Regions from separate parts of the Homo sapiens genome. Here region 1 is linked to region 2. The links are chromatin loops, found by intact Hi-C in ENCODE. Cell type or tissue: IMR-90. All regions are shown on one strand. Each heading gives the region's core, and the rest is flanking DNA. Links, peaks and the distances in the headings are about the cores only. Region 1 overlaps NPAS3 (neuronal PAS domain protein 3). Region 2 overlaps AKAP6 (A-kinase anchoring protein 6).

Region 1 (6,969 bases), core at 2,808-5,307, 410 kb before region 2:
CTAACATGTATTTGTCTATTTGCAACTTGACAGGATCCTACAAACAACCATAAGAATTCCCTTCCCTGAATAATTTTTTATTCCTGTTCTCAAAAGCCATCAATGGCTCCCAATTGCCTCTTGAATCAAATGAAAACACCTATCCAAATCTCTACACCTAAGTGTCTTCATCTCCATCCAATACATTTATTCAGCAAGTATTTGTTGAGTAATCATTGTGTGCCTAGTTACATGCTAGGCTCTGTGGGAAATTATGAGATATATGACATAGTCCCTGCTCTTATGGATCTTAACTATCGACATGAAGAAACAAAACATGCACACAAACATTTTTATAGCAGAACGAGGCTAGATAAGTCTAAGCACCCAGAGAAGTGAATGAAACACACAAGTGAAGTATTACTGGGAGACAATGTGTTTGTGTGTGAGGTTTCATGAGTTATACATGACATGAGCTGAGACTTGCTCCAGAAATGTACAAAATAATACATTCTCCAGGGTCAGAATTAGCATCCTTTGAATTCAGAGACTGCTGTGACCAGTCTGCCTGGAGTAGAGCCTTCCTGTGATTAGCTGTCAGAAATGAGGGTAGGAAGGAGGTGAGGCTAGGGAACAGTGATTCTTTAGGTACAGGCTGAGGAATCTGGAATTCATTCTCACACAAAAGGGAGGAAAAGAGATTACTAAATGAGAATGGAGCAAGAAGAAAATGATTATTTATGTAGCAGCAATATTCGGGGTGGAGTTCTAGGTAGGGACTTACTATACCAATGCCATCATTAGGAGATAAGGTCACTATCAAGAGTGTGTGCAGATGGAAGAAGAAAAGAAAGAACAGGCTGAAGAGGCATCCTGAAGGAACACTGCTAACCATAACTGCAAGGTACGTGCTAAGGTAATACAAGAATGAAGAGACTGTTGATAAAAAATAATGAATAATGAAGCTAGGAAAGGAGAGAGTGGTGAGTGTGAGGTGACGGCAGGGCACGTAAGCTCCATAGGAAAATTGGAGACTCAAATCACCTAAATTTCAGGTGAAAAAGAAGGACGTGCTCTAGATTCATAAGATACTAGCAAAAAAGTGAAGGCAAGAGATGATGTGTCCCCCAAAGCCCATGCCTTTTTCCTCAGAGGCACCCACCTACATTACCTTTCCCAGGCTCTTGCATGGAGGTGGGGACACAAGACTGAGTTCTGGTCAGTAGAATGTGGGTAGAGTTACTTCCAAGCTGGCCCCATATATACCTCCCACAGATTATCCTCCATTTTCTGTCCATTTCACCAGCTGAATGAAAGAGGTTCTTAGAACCTACAGGAAGACTCCTAGAACCTAGAATGTAGCTATTACAAACCTGCATCCCTGAATAACTGCGTAGAATGGAGACACACACACACAAAGATTCCCATTGGATCCGATGTAAAAAAGTAACCTTTGATTTTATTAAGTCACCGATACTTGGCACTGATTGTTACAGCAGTTAGCCTACTCTAGTATAGCTGCTTTTCCAAAAGAAACGTATGTCCTAAAAATACTCAGCTTTTCCAGCTAACGTTATTGTCATCTACAATAGCCTGCCTGCTCCCTCTGTATTTTCATTTCATTCTTACTTCCTAAAATGATTTCCCCCACACTAATCCTTGTCCTTCCTGGCCTTAATATTTTTGCATAAGTTTTACATCCTGTATTAAAACAGTTTCTGACTTACCCCAGCTGACAATAGTCCTTGCAATAATTTTCCCAACTCCATAGCACTTGTGCAAATATCTCTATCCATCTGTAACTGGTTATGACTATGTTTTTATGTTTATTTTATCTGTTATCATGTATCTCCATTTATATTTGTTCCATTAGATTATAAACTCAATATGAACAAAGATTGTGTTTCCTATTTCCTTTGTAATTTCCTACATGCCTCATATATTGCCCTACGCTGTCAGTGCTTCATAAACCCAACTAATTGAAGTTCAAACTTCTACTCATATACTTGCACCAGATACATAACAACTCACAAAATCTGTGTCTATAACATAAATACATGCAGAGTCTTGCAGTGGCACCCTGGTTTATCCAGCACATCAGGGAGTGAGCTGACCCACAGAGTTAATTTTGGCCATCAAATATAATGCAGTATGGAGAAACACAGTGGCTAAACAACCTGCCACACTTAGTCGGCATTTGAGCCTGAAATACTTTCTAGTAAATCACATTTTGGCAATAGTCATTAAAACAGGTCTCTACTAGACTTGGTAGCAAGCAAGTTCAAACTGATCAAAATTAGTTTACACTTATGTGACCTGGGCAACAACTGGCAAAATAAAAATAAAAATAAAAATAAAACATTTTATTTAAGAGGCTGTTGACACTCTCCAGGCACCATTAAATCCTGTTGCCAGCAACTCCTTCTTAGAAACTCAACTCCATATGGCATGGTGCTACCATTCTCTATTCCCCCAGCAGAGTGAAGGGTTCTCTCCTTTGTGTACTAGGTCATTTTGTATAAATGTCAATTGTAGCATTATCATACTATGTGGCAATTGTGAGCCTTTCTGTCCACTTCATCACAACTCACCACAAATACCTTGGAGACAAGGACTGAATCTTTTTCCTTTTCATATCTCCAGAGTCTATGCAACACTTGTACATCCTAAGTTATAATATTCAGGATATTTTTTATTACAAGCAACAGAAACCCAAGTTAAACAATCTTAAGGGGGAAAAAAACATGTAAGAGTAAGTATAACTGGGTCTAAGAAAATACATCACTAACAGATTTTTCCCCGGGCTATATATAATTTTTGGAGCATCTTTACTAAAGGTAAGAAGCTTATGTTGAAATTATTTTCCTCCAAAATATTAAAGGAAATAATTAGAAAAATATACATGTAATTACTAAAAATAAAAACACTTCAGTGGGGGAATACAGACTGGGTAATCATTTAGAAAATGCAACTGTGTTAGACAAGGAATATAACTTTTATTTTTTTTTTTTGAGATAGAATCTCATACTGTCACCCAGGCTGGAGTGCAGTGGTGTGATCTCTGCTCACTGCAAGCTCTGCCTCCCGGGTTCACACCATTCTCCTGCCTCAGCCTCCCGAGTAGCTGGGACTACAGGCACCTGCCACCACGCCTAGCCAATTTTTTGTATTTTTAGTAGAGATGGGGTTTCACCGTGTTAGCCAGGATGGTCTCAATCTCCTGACCTTGTGATCTGCCCACCTTGGCCTCCCAAAGGGCTGGGATTACAGGCATGAGCCACCGCACCCGGCCGGAATATAACATTTATAATAATACCCATCTAATTCCTCACAGTACTCCTACTGTAAATCAAGATATAGAAAAGAAGTTCAACTGAATTTTTTTACCACAATCAACAGCTGAAATTAAAGAAGCAAAAATTGCTATTCAAAAAACTAAATGACTGTTTAAAAGCAAATTTTGAGTACCCACTATGTTCCCTGGCATGTACTGGGCATGAGGAATAGAAACATGAATATGATGTGGTTCCAGCCCTGATGAAGCACACAGTGTGATGATGGGAAGAGGCAGGGCCACCACAACCCTCAGCACAGTGCGAAGGGGCTTTGAGGAGGCCTCCAGAGCAAGGGTGAGCAACGGGAGGAGGCCAAGAAAGAATGCTACTGCCTGGGGAGGGGCAAGGCAGGGGCATGCACTTCATAGAGGAGCCAGCACTACTGTTCTTCACCAAGAAAGAAGACAGGAAGAAGAACATCAGCCCAAGTAGAGAAGGATTAAACAACAACAATAACAAAGTGTTTTGGCAACAGCAACTATTCCCCTATGGGTGAGAGGAAACTACAGGGGAAGGAAAAGCAGGACAGGAAATGGGAAATTAGGTTGCAGGTGGATTGTGAAGGTCTCCTATAGGAAGCTGGGGAAACTGGAGCCTCATTCTGTACACAAGGGGGAGCCAGTGAAAGTTTGTTGAATTGTTTTAATTGAAGTGAAATTCACATGATACAACATTAATCATTTTAAAGTGAACAATTCAGTGGCATTTACTGAAAGAGATGTGAAACCACTACCTCTATCTAATTCCAAAATAGTTTCATCACCCCAAAAAAAAACCCCATACCCATTAAGCACTTGCTCCCATTTCCTGCTTCTCCCATCACCTGGTAACCACCAATATGTGTTCTGTCTGTATAGATTTACCTATTCTGAATATTTCATATAAATGAAATCATAGCATATGTGACCTTTTGTTTCTGGCTTCTTTCACTTAGCGTGGTTTCGAGGTTCATCCACACTGGTACATGTATCAGTACTTCATACCTTTTTATTGCTGAATAATATTCCAGTGTACATTTATAACACAATTTCTTTTTCTAATCATCTGTTGATGAGCATTTGGGCTGTTTTTGCCTTGTGGCTATTGTAAACAGTGCTGCTATGAACATGCATGAGCATGTTCTTATTTGAGTACCCATTTTCAAATATTTCGGGTATATACCAAGAAGTGGAATTTCTGGGTACGAAGGTAATTCTATGTTTAACTTTTTGACAAACCACAGAACTGTTTTCCATAGTGGCTGAACTACTTTACATTTTGAACTAGTTTGCTTTCATGCTGCTGATAAAGACATACGCGAGACTAGGGAATTTACAAAGGAAAGAGGTTTAATGGAGAACTCACAGTTCCACGTGGCCAGGGAAGCCTCACAATCATGGTGGAAGGCAAGGAGGAGCAAGTCACATCTTTTTTTTTTTTTTTTTTTAGTAGAGACGGGGTTTCACCGTGTTAGCCAGGATGGTCTCCATCTCCTGACCTCGTGATCCACCCAACTCGGCCTCCCAAAGTGCTGGGATTACAGGCGTGAGCCACTGCGCCCAGCCGCCAGTCACATCTTACATGGATGGCAGCAGGAAAAGAGAGAGCTTGTGCAGAGAAACTCCCGTTTTTAAAACCATCAGATCTCATGAGACCCATTCACTATCCCAAGAACAGCACAGGAAAGACCCACCCCCATTATTCAATCACCTCTAACAATACGTGGGAATTGTGGGACTTGCAACATGAGACTTGGGTGAGGGACACAGGACGAAACCATATCATTTCACCCCGGTCCCTCCCAAATCTCCTATCTTCACATTTCAAAACCAATCATGCCTTCCCAATAGTCCCCCAAAGTCTCAACTCATTTCAGCATTAACTCAAAAGTCCACAGTCCAAAGTCTCATCTGAGACAAGGCAAGCCCATTCCACCTACAAGCCTGTAAAATCAAAAGCAAGTTAGTTACTTCCTAGAAACAATGGAGGTACAGGCACTAGGTAAATACAGCTATTCCAAATGGGAGAAATTGGCCAAAACAAAGGGGCTACAGGCCCCATGCACGTCTGAAATCCAGCAGGGCAGTCAAATCTAACAGCTCCAAAATGATCTCCTTTGACTCCATGTCTCACATCCAGGTCATGCTAATGCATGAGGTGGGTTCCCATGGTCTTGGGCAACTCCACCCCTGTTGCTTTGCAGGGTACAGCCTCCCTCCTAGCTGCTTTCATGGGCTGGCATTGAGTGTCTGTGGCTTTTCCCGATACACGGTGCAAGCTGTTGGTGGATCTACCATTCCGGCGTCTGGAGGATGGTGGCCCTCTCCTCAAAGCTCCATTAGGCAGTGCCCTAGTATCAACTCTGTGTGGGAGCCCCGACCCCACATTTCCCATACCCACTGCCCTAGCAGAGGTTCTCCATGAGAACTCTGCCCCTGCAGCAAACTTCTGCCTGGACTTCAAGGCATTTCCATATATCCTCTGAAATCTAGATGGAGATTCCCAAACCTCAATTCTTGACTTCTGTGGACTGGCAGGCTCAACACCACATGCAAGCTGCCAAGGCTTGAGGCTTGCACCCTCTGAAGCCATGGCCTGAGCTCTACACTGGCCCCTTTCAGCCACTGTGGGAGTGGCTGGGATACAGGGCACCACATCCCAAGGCTGCACACAGCACAGGGACCCGGGGCCCGGCTCACAAAACCAGTTTTTCCTCCTAGGCCTCTGGGCCTGTGATGGGATGGGCTGCTGTGAAGGGTTCTGACATGCCCTAGATACATTTTCCCCATTGTCTTGGGATTAACATTTTGTTCCTCGTTATTTATGCAAATTTCTGCAGCCAGCTTGAATTTCTCCTCAGAAAATGGGATTTTCTCTTCTATCACATTATCCAGTTGCAAATTTTCTGAACTTTTATACTCTTTTTTCCTTATAAAACTGAATGCATTTAAAAGCACCCAAGTCACCTATTGAATGCTTTCTGCTTAGAAATTTCTTCTGCTAGATACCCTAAATCATCTCCTTCAAGTTCAAATTACAAACCTCTAGGGCAGGGGCAAAATGCCACCAGTCTCTTTGCTAAAACATAACAAGAGTCACCTTTGCTCCAGTTCCCAAAAAGTTCCTCATCTCCATTTGAGACCACCTCAGCCTGGACCTTAATTGTACATATTGCTATCAGGCTTTTGATCAAAGCCATTTAACAAGTCTCTAGGAAGTTCCAAACTTTCCCACATTTTCCTGTCTTCTTCTGAGCCCTCCAAATTGTTCTGCCTGTTACCCAGCTCCAAAGTCACTTCCACAATTTCAGGTATCTTTTCAGCAACACCCCACTCTACTGGTACCAATTTACTGTATTAGTCCATTTTCACACTGCTGATAAAGATATACCCGACTGGACAATTTACAAAGGAAAGAGGTTTAATGGAGAACTCACAGTTCCACATGGCTGGAGAAGCCTCACAATCATGATAGAAGGCAAGGAGGAGCAAGTCACATCTTACATGGATGGCAGCAGGAAAAGAGAAAGCCTGTACAGAGAAACTCCCACTTTTAAAACCATCAGATCCTGTGAGACTCATTTGCTATCACAAGAACAGCATGGCAAAGACCTGCCCCCATGTTTAAATCATCTCCCACAATACATGGGAATTGTGAGACTTACAAGATGAGATTT
Region 2 (6,969 bases), core at 2,138-4,637:
TACAGAGCTCAAACCTTCACATACTACGTTGTGTTAAAATTATTGATGTGTCTGCTTCGCATAGATGAGTTCCTTGAGAGTAGAACTCTTTATTTTACTCATTTTTGTATCCTCAGTGTCTAGGACAGTGCCTGGCACACAGCACATAACTAGCAAATGTTCAGGGAAATGAATGCATGGAGATTTGTACAAAAAACCTCCCATGTAACTTTTAAACAGCTTGTGGCATTTTGGGAGACACTGATACAATCACTCTTCACTTGGAAGTAGTTGATAAATGTCCCCAAATTTTACTCAGTGAACACCATGTAAATGAGCTGTCATGTTCCTTCACTTACAAAATTACTTGCCAATTACAGTTAGATGATCCCAGCGTAATTGCCATGTAAACTGTACCCTGGCTGAGATAGCCCAAATCATCAATTAACTTTGCCCTCTCATCATGTGGTACTTACCACATAATTAAATAAATGGTCAGCCGCTACCACAATTGTCTATTTCCCCAACAAAATGAAGTGGCTACATTTGTCATTGATTTATCAGTTATGACAATCTGTAACACACCTCTAGGTATAAAAGCAGAAGCTTTAAAAAATAAAAGAACTCTGTACTCTTGAGAAAGATGTTCCAAGTTTTTGATCAAAAAGATAAGCATTATAAAACCTTTGTTTTCCTTTTGAAAAAAAAAAAAAAAAGAGAAGACACTGAGATATGAAGACAAAAAAATCCTCCTTCTTCCTGAGGAGACTTTCTTCCTGAAACCTCAGACAATAAAAACATTTCCAAGAATTTGAAAGTGAATTTAGCTCTTCAAACAAGTTACACAAGTTACAATTTATTTCAAACAAACAGTTGCTTTTTTTTTTTTTTTTGGTGCAAAGTAGATGCATCTTACTGAAGCTGACATTCTTTTCTGATAGACTGGCTAATATGTTATGCAAGAATTAGATAGAAGGGAGAGATCCTGAATGTTGACGGTGGCTCCAAGTGACAGAATTTTCATTTGCTTCTCTGGATGCCATCTCCACACCTGACACAGGTAATCACATTCACTTCCCAGCATGGCCACATTAGGCCAAATGGATTCCCAAACAGAGGTTCTGTCTAAAGGGACCATTTGACTTCCAGAGGCCCTGATTGAAAAGGAGGTCAGTGCTGGCCCAAATATTTCTCTACCCCCTGAGGTGGAATAATTGATGTGCAGCAGCCCCTACAGATGTGGATTCACAAGAGTGATAGATTGATATAAGTATATTATTCACACGTACAGCTGCTAATATACAGGTCCCAGTGCAAACACCAGGACTTAAGAATATTATGTGGATTTAGGACAATCCCTGAAGGACTCCAGTTCCATTAAAAATTTGTTTGGCAGCCTGGGGCAGATCTATTCCAACTCCCACATGTTTCATGCATTTGAGAGGGGGAACCAAACCACTTTAAAAATAAATTTAATAAATTTTGTAATGTCAAGTTATTAACATCCTGTCTAGTCATACCGTCTTCATATTTTAAAACAGTAACATTTACCTCTGAAATTAAAAAACATTCAAATATCGGAGTTAACATTTTATCTGAGAAGACATTCCTGGTGTTTTTTGTCAAAGGCGATAAATTGCATCCTGAAAACAGAAGAAAATATTCCTATTTTTCCCTCTAGAGATGTTTTTCTTGTCACAGATATACCAAACAATACCTAGAAAGCCCTGTGACAAGTCCATTTTGATTTGTAAATGGTAGAGGAAATAACTTGTAGACATGCTCAGTTATCGTTTGATGATTTATAACATTTGTTAGAATCTGTTGCCCACAGTGATTCTAACACTGCTTTTATAAATGTTCATTCATTCATTTAGCAGATTTTGTTTGTTTGTTTAGTTTTGTTTTGTTTTGTTTTGTTTCTGAGACAGAGTCTTGCCCAGCCACTCAGGCTGGTGTGCAGTTGTGCAATCTTGGCTCACTGCAACCACTGTGAGCCACTGTGCCCGGCCTTAGCAGATATTTTTAATACCTATCATGCATGTGCAAGGCTAGGAGTTGGGGGAGACACCAAAGAGACAAAAGCCATCCCTCAAGTAGGTGACAGCATCAAGAGAACAGCTGAGGGGAGGGTGGGCAGGGAGAATCTCAACTTGTCTAAGAACACCCAAGCTTCTCACACCAAATGTTCTTGGGTCTCTAAGGAAGATTCCCCCAAATGATAAAAGCATGCTCATCCTCACATAAAACATGTTTATTTCACCTTCACAACAACCCTATAGATATAGAATAGGCATTTTTCTGGCTAATGTAAAGATCTAGAATTTTAACTTAATATTATTTATATCAGGTGAATTATTTCAAGATTCCAAAATTCCACATAATGCAATAGAGAAGTAGGGTAAGCTCATGAATCTACACATGGAGAGAGATTGTAGGTGACCACACCCCAGCTCATGTGAGTCTCTCATCCATGCACAGTGTCCTTCAGCCTGTGCATGGAGCCTCATAGTGTGAGGCTTGTCTGTAAACTTTTTCTTCAATGCTTTGTATAATACTGCCCTAAATAGGAAGTGCTTAATAAATGCAGTGTTTCCCCGGCATTCTAATTAAAAACAATCATTATTTCCTAAAGAGAAAAATAAAGTAATAAATTAGTAAAATATCTGGGCACTAACAATTTTCAAAACAATAACTACTGGGTATTATGGCCCAAGAGTCCTTAAACTGAGACAGGCAAAAAGTACATTCCCAGGTGCTTTAAACAGTGCAGGAATCCTATTTAACTGAAAAGGGAAGCTAACACTATTTGTCTTCTAGATGCACAAAATTAGAGTTACATGAGTAAAGGAATGTAGTCCAAGACTTTCATATGTCCAAACTGAGCCTCCTACGCTACCATTCCCACATACCAACCTCAAAATGCCTGTATGCTATAAATTTCTGAAAGACCCTTCCATCCCTGTGCCACCAAAGGAAGAAACTCAAGGCCAGGATTTGAGTGGTATTCCAAGTCCACCAAAGAGAAGTAATGTTGCCACTTCCCACTAAACTCTCTGCGACTACCCTTAAACTGGTGGGAATCAAGGGGGACAAGCAAATGGGACTTCAAAGCCCGTGTAAGGCCACCAGCCTGCTCATCAAGGCTGAGGGAGGTGGGGGCAGTCCAGTGAAACTCTCATAGCTCATGCTTTTGAAGTTTGATCCACTGCTCCCATTAGCTGAGCAGCACAGCCAAATGACAGCTGCTGGTCTTGTGAAGCTTAACTTGCTGGGGCCTTGGCTGCCTATGGAGATGCTGGGAGAGATGGGCACCAGGAAGTGGGAAAAAGAAAACCCTGTCATCTCTTAACTTCAAGCAATGAAAAACGGAGCAGAGGTAGAGACAGGAAGGCAAGCAAGAGAAAAACAGCTGAAAGTATTTGGGGAAATTTTCCTGTATGGCTAAAAACTCTGTAAGAAGTATATTGGTTTTTCTTATGAGACAAACGAAAGCTGTTTAATCAGAAATATGATATAACATGAAGATCTAAAGAAATACAGATGATAAATGCATGCATATATCTTTGAGAATTTTTTTAGACACTTCATAATTAAATTGAATCTGTTTTTATAAGTATTTAGTATAATGACACAATAAGGAAACATTTTCAAACCCTTCACGGATACCAAGACTGTAAGCACTGTCTGTAGGAATTTGGTGCTTCTGTGCCACCATGTGGCAGTCACCTAAAATTGCAGGCATCAATCTTAAAAGGAACAACAAAGTTCAGGAAGGTGTGTTTTAAAAGTCTACTACTATAAACATGGCCTCAAAACTCATACACACACAAACGCCACTCATTTTTCAGGACTTAGAGAAAAAGCTGTCCCTGAAGTGGACAGATTGATTACAGAGAGTCTCTGAATTGCTGCTCTAGGCAGACACAAATGGGACAAGGAGGAAACTCTCAATTGGTGTTACAATAAAGTTCATTGAGTATTATTTGCAAAAGCATAAATAAGAAGGCAGTTTGAATGCCCATCATCATGGAAATGATTAAATAAACTGTGGCATATCCACACAATAAAATATTAAGGAGCTGCTAAAATGTGCAATAGATCTTCATATACTGATAGAAGAATATCTGTGACATATTTAGATAGAAAAAGCCAGTTGTTGAACAGCATGTATAATATGAACTAAATAATCCTTAAAGTGTATGCATTTTTCCATAAAAAGGTTCAAAAATGTATAGAACTATTTACATTGGTTACCCAAGGGAGGGTAAGACTTTTTACTTTTAATTTTATGCTGTTTAACACAATTTGATTTTTTTCCAGTAAGTATAATTTAATGTTTTTCTTTAAGCAAAGTTCCATAATTATAGAAGTTGTATAAAAGACAGCTTGCTCCACCTTTACCATGTACCCCTGATACTCACTGTACTTGTACGACATTTGCCCCTTCTTTTCCATGTAAATACTACTTATAATATCACGTTACCTGGTTTCACACACCCCTGGAATGGTCCTAGGGTCTTGGTCCTGCTCCATATACAGATAGAGAAGCTCTCAGCAATTTCTGCATCCTTTACTACACTCAAATCTTGCCCAGCTGTAGAGCAGTGGGCTGTCCTGTGCTATAGCCTTAGGGGAAACTAGGACAGACAAAACATGTTGGTCATGAGATTTCTGACTAGAAAAGAGTGAGCCTCAAAAAGAGAACGGCTGGCATGTCTCTCTAATCTGTTCCTCTTTCTTGAATCTATTCCCTCTTCTCTATTCTTAACTACCCCCACCTAGCCCTGATTCACCATTTCTCTCATTACTCCAACATTCTTTAACCCACTCATTTGATTATAACTACCCTGATCTTAAGCTTGTTCCTTCCTAGTCTAAGTAAGCAAACTCCCTAGAACACACTGGTCTTTCCAGAACTGGAATCCAAACGTGCTTTTGCCCCCTAGTAGAAACCCGTTACATGCTTATTAGCCTGGCCCTCCATGTCTGCCTAACCTTTGATTCCTCAAACTGTTGAGATATCCGTATGCTTTTAGAACAGAACCCCAGAATACTTTTTAAAAATTTCCTATTCACAGAGAAGAGACTAATTTCCTTAATATATAGAAAGCCCCTATAAATCCTGAAGCAAAAAAAACAATGACCAACAGAAAAACAGGCTAAGAATTTTAAAAATAGTTCTCAAAAAGGAAATACAGATGACTCTAAAAACATGGAGAGATATTCAATGCCACTTAGAAGACAAGAAATACAAACTAAACTACAGTAAGATGCCATCTGTAACTATCAGAGGGACAAAGTTCAACAAATGTAATAACATACTCTGATAGCAAGAATATGCAGAAATAGGCACTCTCATGCATTGTTGAGTATAAACTGGTAAAATCTCTATCAAGGACAGTTTGGTAATACGTTACAAATTTAAATATGCTTAAGCTTGACCTAGAAATTTCATATGAAAGGTATTTGTTCTAAGGATATACTTATAGTACCCAACATGATGAATTTCCAAGGATATTCACTAAAGCATCATTTGTAATAGAAAAAGACTGTAAACAACCTAAATTTCCATCACAAAGAACTGGTTATGTAAATTATGGCATATTTGTAAGTAGAATACTATGCAGCCATCCAAAAGGATGAAGTCATTCTATATTTATTGACTTCGAATTATTACTAATAGAAACTACAGGAACAAAGTTAAGTACATAGATATATTTCTTTGTGTTTTTTGAGACAGTCTCCCTCAGTCGCCCAGGCTGGAGTGCAGTGACGCAATCTCAGCTCAACCTCTGCAACCTCTGCCTTCCGGGTTCAAGAAATTCTCATGCCTCAGCCTCCTGAGCAGCTGGGACTACAGACACGCGCCACCACACCCAGCTAATTTTTGTGTTTTTGTAGAGACGAGGTTTCACCATATTGGCCAGGTTGGTCTCAAACTCCTGGACTCAAGTGATCTCCCTGCCTCCACCTCCCGAACTGCTAGGATTACAGGCATTAGCCACCATGGCCAGCCTGTTTCTAAATACCTGAAATAAATCAGAAATGATATAATGAAACAAGGAACATTGGTTGCCTCGAGGGAGGAGAATCAATGGGAACATGAGTAAAAAGGGGACTTACTGTTGACTTTAACCTTTTACTCCCTTTCTTTAATTTTTTAATTTAAACACAATTCATAAAACTGATAAAAGCTTGCCTGTACCAGCATATCCTTCAAATACTATACCCAAATCCATTTTCTTTCATGCACAGAGTTATTCTCTCACCTAAGCCACGAACCTCATCCAGTTAATCTATGAAGGCTGACCCTACCCCCATCAAATATATGGTTGATTTCATGTCGTTCTCCTGTTTTAAAACAAACCCGGACCTTCAATGAGTCCCCATTGCCCCCAGAGGAAAGTTTAATCCATTAAAAAGACATTCAAACTCCTTTACCACCCAGCCCCAACCTGTGAGACTCCAATCTAGTCTCAGCTACACCACATGGCTCACCATACCTCTCTCACCAAGCTTATAAATTTTCCTCCCATCTCCCATCCTCCCTTCCCTAACAAAATTACATATGGCCTTTGAGGTCTATATCAAATTACCTCTTTGAAGGTTCCCTACTCCCAGAAAGAACCAATAAAATTTTTCTCTGCACTCCTAAGAATACTTTGCTTATCCTACAAGAAGTTTACTGATTAAAATTGTTAGTCATTTATGGGTCTATAGATGACTACATATAATCTATCGTTACCTCTCTTAGACTGAAAATCCCTTAAAGAAAGAAACCAAGCTCATTCATCATGTATTCCTAGCACCTAAATAACCACTCACACTTACAGTTGTGTTGTACATACACACACACACACACACACACATATATATAGTTCATAGTCACCATTTTCCCCCACAGTCCTCATTTATCAAATTGAATTAAGAACCTTGTTTCTCCAAGGCTATTTCTATGTGGTTGGTTAACGTGTGTCCAGAATAACA

The links. A loop is a pair of places that touch in the nucleus more often than their neighbours do. Peaks named below come from ENCODE experiments on the same cell type or tissue, not always from the same donor. Only the 100,000 strongest peaks of a DNase experiment are listed, where the experiment ranks them.
Region 1: a loop joins it to region 2, with 11 times the contacts of the local background. A loop is called at or near these places in 24 of 110 quality-filtered maps.

Annotation. Positions count from the first base shown.
Region 1 is chr14:32,995,532-33,002,500 of GRCh38, reverse strand. All of the region lies in intron 1 of NPAS3 (neuronal PAS domain protein 3), which reads right to left. Among named protein-coding and RNA genes, the nearest start is that of NPAS3, 60 kb to the right of the region's middle. In IMR-90, for the core only: a CTCF peak has its summit at 3,925 (motif pointing right); no DNase peak of the experiment used is centred there.
Region 2 is chr14:32,585,375-32,592,343 of GRCh38, reverse strand. All of the region lies in intron 5 of AKAP6 (A-kinase anchoring protein 6), which reads right to left. Among named protein-coding and RNA genes, the nearest start is that of AKAP6, 260 kb to the right of the region's middle. In IMR-90, for the core only: a CTCF peak has its summit at 3,684 (motif pointing left); a DNase peak (open chromatin) is centred at 3,663.